Regions from separate parts of the Homo sapiens genome. Here region 1 is linked to region 2. A link is an interaction called in ENCODE POLR2A ChIA-PET data of the cell type or tissue named here. Cell type or tissue: A673. All regions are shown on one strand. Links, peaks and the distances in the headings refer to the core of each region. The heading gives the core; the rest is flanking DNA. Region 1 overlaps SPTBN1 (spectrin beta, non-erythrocytic 1). Region 2 has its middle 17 kb from the start of ACYP2.

What was found. Peaks named below come from ENCODE experiments on the same cell type or tissue, not always from the same donor. Only the 100,000 strongest peaks of a DNase experiment are listed, where the experiment ranks them.
Region 1: POLR2A ChIA-PET joins it to region 2 with 10 read pairs; 3 of 35 experiments call an interaction of 5 or more read pairs at or near these places.

Annotation. Positions count from the first base shown.
Region 1 is chr2:54,481,725-54,484,640 of GRCh38, forward strand. The region is part of intron 1 of SPTBN1 (spectrin beta, non-erythrocytic 1); the gene reads left to right. It also overlaps the pseudogene C9orf85P1. Among named protein-coding and RNA genes, the nearest start is that of SPTBN1, 27 kb to the left of the region's middle. RefSeq lists an enhancer at 2,674-2,916. In A673, for the core only: no CTCF peak of the experiment used is centred there; a DNase peak (open chromatin) is centred at 1,127; H3K27ac peaks cover 1,473 bases.
Region 2 is chr2:54,097,276-54,100,191 of GRCh38, forward strand. It overlaps a transcript of ACYP2 not described here. Among named protein-coding and RNA genes, the nearest start is that of ACYP2, 17 kb to the right of the region's middle. In A673, for the core only: no CTCF peak of the experiment used is centred there; no DNase peak of the experiment used is centred there.

The DNA of each region.
Region 1 (2,916 bases), core at 144-2,643, 380 kb after region 2:
GAGCTTACTGTTAGGCGCAGAGAGTGTGTGGATGGGTTAGCCAAGGGAAGGAATCCAATTAAAGCTGTTTGTTCGGAGTACTAGATTTGGAGGTGTGTTTTATTGTTAACTGGTAACTTTCCAGAAAATGAATTATTTGTATATAAAGATTGATACTAGCCAGGCTTTATATACTGACAGTTATTTGTAAAACCTCTTTGCTTCCTCCTTTTACCTTCTTTTCTGAGCTGTCTCTTTTCCTCCGCATGGCTTCCTTTATAAAGCAGCCCATTTTTTGGACATGGTTTTGCTATTGATGAGCCTGAGGTGTGGCATAGTACCACAGGATTGCATGATGAGTGGGATATTTGGCCTCATTATTTACATGGCTTAGTTTTTGGTGTTTGAAGTGCCTGGTCGGATAGGGATTGACTATTAATGGTAGACATTTTCACATTTTGGAGCACTGATCCTCAATCTTGGCAGCGCATTGGCATCCCCTGAGGAGACTTAAAAAAATGCAGGTGTCAGCCGGGCATGGTGGCTCATGCCTGAAATTCCATTGCTTTGGGAGGCTGAGGAGGGAGGATCACTTGAGTCCAGAAGTTCAAGACCAGCTTGGGCAACATAGCAAGACCTCATCTCTACAGCAGGAAAAAAAAAAAAAGAAAAAATTAGAAACAATTAGAGAAAAAATGCAGATGTCTGGGTCCCACTTCCAGAGAATCTGATTGAATTGTCTGGGATACAGAATGGGCACCAGGACTTGCAAGAGGTCCTCAGGTGATTGTAACATAAGCCAAGTATGCATGCTATCCTCTGGCCTCCCCTCAAAATTATGTCTCTGGCCTGTGCTGTCCAGTAGGGAGCCATGAGCACCAGGAAGTTACTTATGTTTATGTGAATTAAAATGAAGTAAACTGAAACTTCATTTCCTCAGTCACACTAGCCACATTTCGAATGCTCAGTAGCCACACATGGCTCATGGCTGCCCTGTTGGATAGTATAGATATAGAACATTTCCATCACAGCAGACAGTTTCATTGGGCAGCCTAGATCTAGGGTGTCAACAAAACATGGGAGGAGCATGAACATTTAAGAAGCCTGACACAGGAAGGACAGGCTTGGAATAAGTAATCCCACAGGACTTGGCAGTACTGAGTCACTCCATACTTTTTTAAGCAGCCTTTTTCTCAATGGTCTTTTGGCACCAGAAGCCCCACAGCAGTTGGTGCAATGGATTATGTGTCACATCTTACAGAAAGGCCCCGTTTAAAGCAGGCTGGCCCGAAGGGGTGTGGTGAGGACTGGGGGCAGGCAAATGTGACCCTGAGGAGGCCGGGCCAGGGAAGAGAGAATGCAGCTTTATTCTTTCAGAGCCGAGGAATGCCCTGGAAGGGAACCGAAGCCTGAGTATTGGGGTTAAACTAGGTGAGAGGAGATTTTTATCTCTTCTGCTGGAGAAAGACCTGCCTCAATAGTTTGCCTCTGCTGGCTCATCTCTAGTGTGTGGGAAACAAGGACAGTGCTAGCACATATTTCCCGTGAAATAAACTCCCATTATGGGCCCCCATGTTCTTGGAGCACTGGGCACCACGGGGTTAAGAATGGAATCAATTATGTTCCATGTTTGTTCAGACATAGCACATAAGATCCAAGGAAGGTAGGGTCACGGAAAAGCGAGGGGTTAGAGGAAACATGAAGTGTATACCAAAGGATGCGGATTTTCTACCCGTTGCTTCCCTCAGCAGGACCTTTTTGGAGATTGTTCCTCCTGCAGGCGTGAGAAACCCTCACGTGGAGAGGCTGTCTGGAAGCCCGCAGTCTGGTCTGTACCATCCAGGCTCTTTGCTGTGCCTTCCTGTCTCCTGCATTTCGCTGGACATTAGCACCTCCCCAGGAGCAGATTTCTGTTGCTTTCTGTGAGCCCACTATAAAGAAAATGCCAAGTGTTCCTGGGCACAGGAAGTGGGTAGGAAGAGCTCTGAGAATGCATGGATCAAAGGCACTTGGGTGATTTAGGGGTGTGACCCCCAGTGGCTTCACAGGGCCTGTGAGTCATTTCAAAGAGTTTCTCCTGTTTTGTCATTGTCTGCTGTTAAACCAGGGTGAAGTTTAAGTGCCTGTTGCAGACCTTATTGCCTTCTTGCTTTGTTCCGCTGGTCAGGTTAGTGTTCTTGACGGGGTTGTATCCAAATATCTGTATTGGGGCTGGGCATGGTAGCTCATGCCTGTAATTCTAGCACTTTGGGGGGCTGAGGCAGTCAGATCACCTGAGCCCAGGGGTTCGAGACCAGCCTGGGAAACATGGTGAAACTCTGTCTCTGCAAAAAATACAAAAATTGGCTGGGCATGGTGGTATGTGCCTGTGCCTTGGGAGGCTGAGGTTGGAGGATTACTTGAGCTCAGGAGGCAGAGGTTGCAGTGAGCTGTGATTGCACCACTGCACTCCATCCTGGGGGACAGAGTGAGACCCTGTCTCAACAACAAAACAAAACCAAATATGTCTGTTGGCAAGTGATAACTGCACGGTATTAACTGCCTTTCTCTGAGAAATAAATTATCGGGGCCCTCCTAGGACTTTTATATGCTTGGGAATTGTGTTTATTTTCCTCTCATTCACTTCAGTCCTGCTCTTGACTGCCAGAAGAGGCCTGCTCTCCTTCCTTTCCCATTGTCAGTAAATTTTAGACTTTTTGTTAGTACTCATCTGCTATTTTTAATTACATTTCACACTTTTATTTTGCCATTTTCTATATTCTCTTTCCTCAAGCTCAGAGAGCAAGGTAGGAAATGTTAACTTCTCCTAAGAACAGGAATATGGGAAGCTGGAAAGCCGAAAAAGAATGCTAAGAGGAATAATAGGAAAGCCAGCGTTGATGACAAGTGTCTTCTGTAGTTGCCATCCTGGTAACTCTTCAGGGTGCCACTATTCCT
Region 2 (2,916 bases), core at 173-2,672:
GTTTGTTGTCTCTTTCCCCTGATGGGAATGTGAGCTCCATGAGGACAGGGACTTTGATCTGTTCTCTTCATTTCCCTAAAGTGTCTACACAGTGTCTCATGCATTGCAGGACTCAGTAAGTATTCATTGAATAAATGAAAACTATGAAAAGCTTGCCAGCACCACTGTTCCCCAAATCCTATCCCATTCCTCAGAGGCACCTGGTTACAAAAAATGACAATAACAACACAACAACAGTGTATTATTTTGGATTTTTTAAATCTAATTTTTGTTCTCACACTGTTATAATATTTTGGAAATTTTCAAGCATACATGAAAGGAGGGAAAGGTATGGTGAACCCTAGGAATCTATTACACAGCTTCCACAATTTGCAACATTTGGCCAGCCTTGTTTCTCTGTCCCTCTTTATTCTCGGGGGAGGAAGGGGTGGTTTTGGAGCATTTTAAAGCAAATCTGAGACGTCATGTTATTTTAGCTAGAAATGCTTCCCTGTATCTATAACTGCAAAAGATATTTTTAACTCTAACCACCATGCTATTATTATACCTAATGAATTAACAATTTCTTTTATTTTCTTCTTTCTTTCTTTCTCTTTCTCTCTCTCTCTCTCCCCTCCCTCCCTCCTTCCTTCCTTTCTTTCTTCTTTCTTCCTCCCCCTCCTTCCCTTGTTTCTTTCTCTCCTTCCTTCCTTTTTTTTTTTTTTTGAGGTGGAGTCTCCCTCTGTCACCCAGGCTGGAGTGCAGTGGTGTGATCTTAGCTCACTGCAATCTCCACTTCCCAGGTTCAAGCAATTCTCCTGCCTCAGCCTCCCCAGTAGCTGGTATTATAGGCACGTGCTATCATGACTGGCTAATTTTTTAAAAATTATTTTTAGTAGAGTCAGGGTTTTGCCATGTTGGCCAGGCTGGTCTTGAGCTCCTGACCTTAGGAGATCCACCTGCCTCAGCCTCCCAAAGTGCTGAGATTATAGGCATGAGCCACTGCACCTGGCCACAATTTCTTAACATCATCTTATATCCAGTTCATTATTAAATTTTTCTGATTGTCTCAAAGTTCTAACAAAGGATCCCCCAATGAAGGGCCCACGTTGAATTTGATTGTTTCATTGTCTCCTGAATGTCCTTTTTTCTATAACTCATTTCCTCTCCCTGCCATTGATTCATTAGAGAAACGAGGGCAGTTGTCCCATGGAATGTCCTATATTCTGGATTTGACTGATTGCTTTCTCATAGTGTCCTTTAACTTGTTCTCCCGAGGCAACTTCTTTGAACAGTTTCTGCTTTTAGTTCTTTTTGTGATTAGCTTGATATCTCCAAATATGTTGTTACTTGATTTAGATACCAAGATGGATGCAAATTTAGCTTGCTTGTCCTGCCTCCCTTCTCCCAACATAATTTGGTCACTAACCTCTGCTACTGTGCTGGTCCTCTCTGATTTCAGACAATGTCCCTTTTTTTTTTTTTTTTTCTAAAGACAGGGTCTCACTCTGTCACCAGGCTGGAGTGCAGTGATGTGATCATAGCTCACTGCAGCCTCAATCTCCCAGGCTCAAGTGATTCTTCTGCCTCAGCCTTCTGAGTAGCTGGAACTACAGGCATGCACCAATACACTAGGTTAATTTTTAAAATTTTTGTAGAGATGAGGTCTTGCTATGTTGCCCAGGCTTGGTCTCAAACTCCTGAGCTCAACAGATCTTCCTGTCTCAGCCTCCCAAAGCACTGGGATTACAGGTATGAGCCACTGTGCCCAGCTGATTGCAGACAATATCTTAGAACCTCTATTTGGTGTTCCATCAACCAAGAGTTGAGGATGTTTGTGCTTGGATGGTTCCCTTCACCTGCTGTTCCTTTTTTCTTTTTAACTGTTTCTTGTTTATTTTTTAATTGGCAAATAAAAATTGTATACATTTATGGTGTACAAATATGTTTTGAAATATGTATATGTTGCAGAATGGCCAAATCAAGCTAATTAACGTATGCATTACCTCAAATACTTACTTTTGTGTGGTGAGAACACTTCGAATCTACTCTCTTAGCAATTTTCCAAGTATACAACATGTTGTTATTAACTATAGTCACCATGCTATACCGTAGATCTTTTGAACTCATTTCTTCTGTCTAGCTAAAATTTCTTGTCCTTTGACCAGCGTCTCCCCAGTCTCCACTCCCACCCCCAGACCCTGGTCCCCACCATTCTACTCTCTGCTTCTATGAGATCAGTGTTTTTAGATTCCACATATGGGTGAGATCATGCGATATTTGTCTTTCTGTGCCTGGCTTATTTTGTGCAACACGATGTCCTCAGATTCATCCATGTTGTCACGAATCACAGGATTTCCTTCTTTGTTAACACTGTTCCATTATGTTTATAAAGCAATTTTTTTTTTATCCATTCATCCACTGATGGACACTCAGGTCCATATCTTTTATTTATTTTTTTTAGCTCCATATCTTGACTACTGTGAAAATGTTGCAGTGAACTTGGGAATGCAGATATCTCTTCAACATACTGATTTTATATCCTTAGGATACGTATCCAGGAATTGCTGGATAATGTGGCAGTTCTATTTTTAATTGCTTGAGAAACCTACATACAGTTTTCCATAATGGTTATACTAATGTACACTCCCACCAACAATGCGCAATGTTCCCTTTTCTCCACACCCTCGCCAACACTATCGTTTATCTTTTTCATCACAGCCATTCTAACAGGTGTGAGGCGGTATCTCCTTGTGGTTTTAATTTGCATTTCCCTGTTCTTCTCTTTTACTTCTGTTAAATGCAAATTTAAGTCTTCCAGGTGTATCACATACTCTTTTCTGTAATCACAATTTAGTCTTCTGTAGTTTGTGAATTTATTCCAAAATTGTAAAAAATAATAAATGAACATTTACATGTTTTGACTTTCCAGATTTA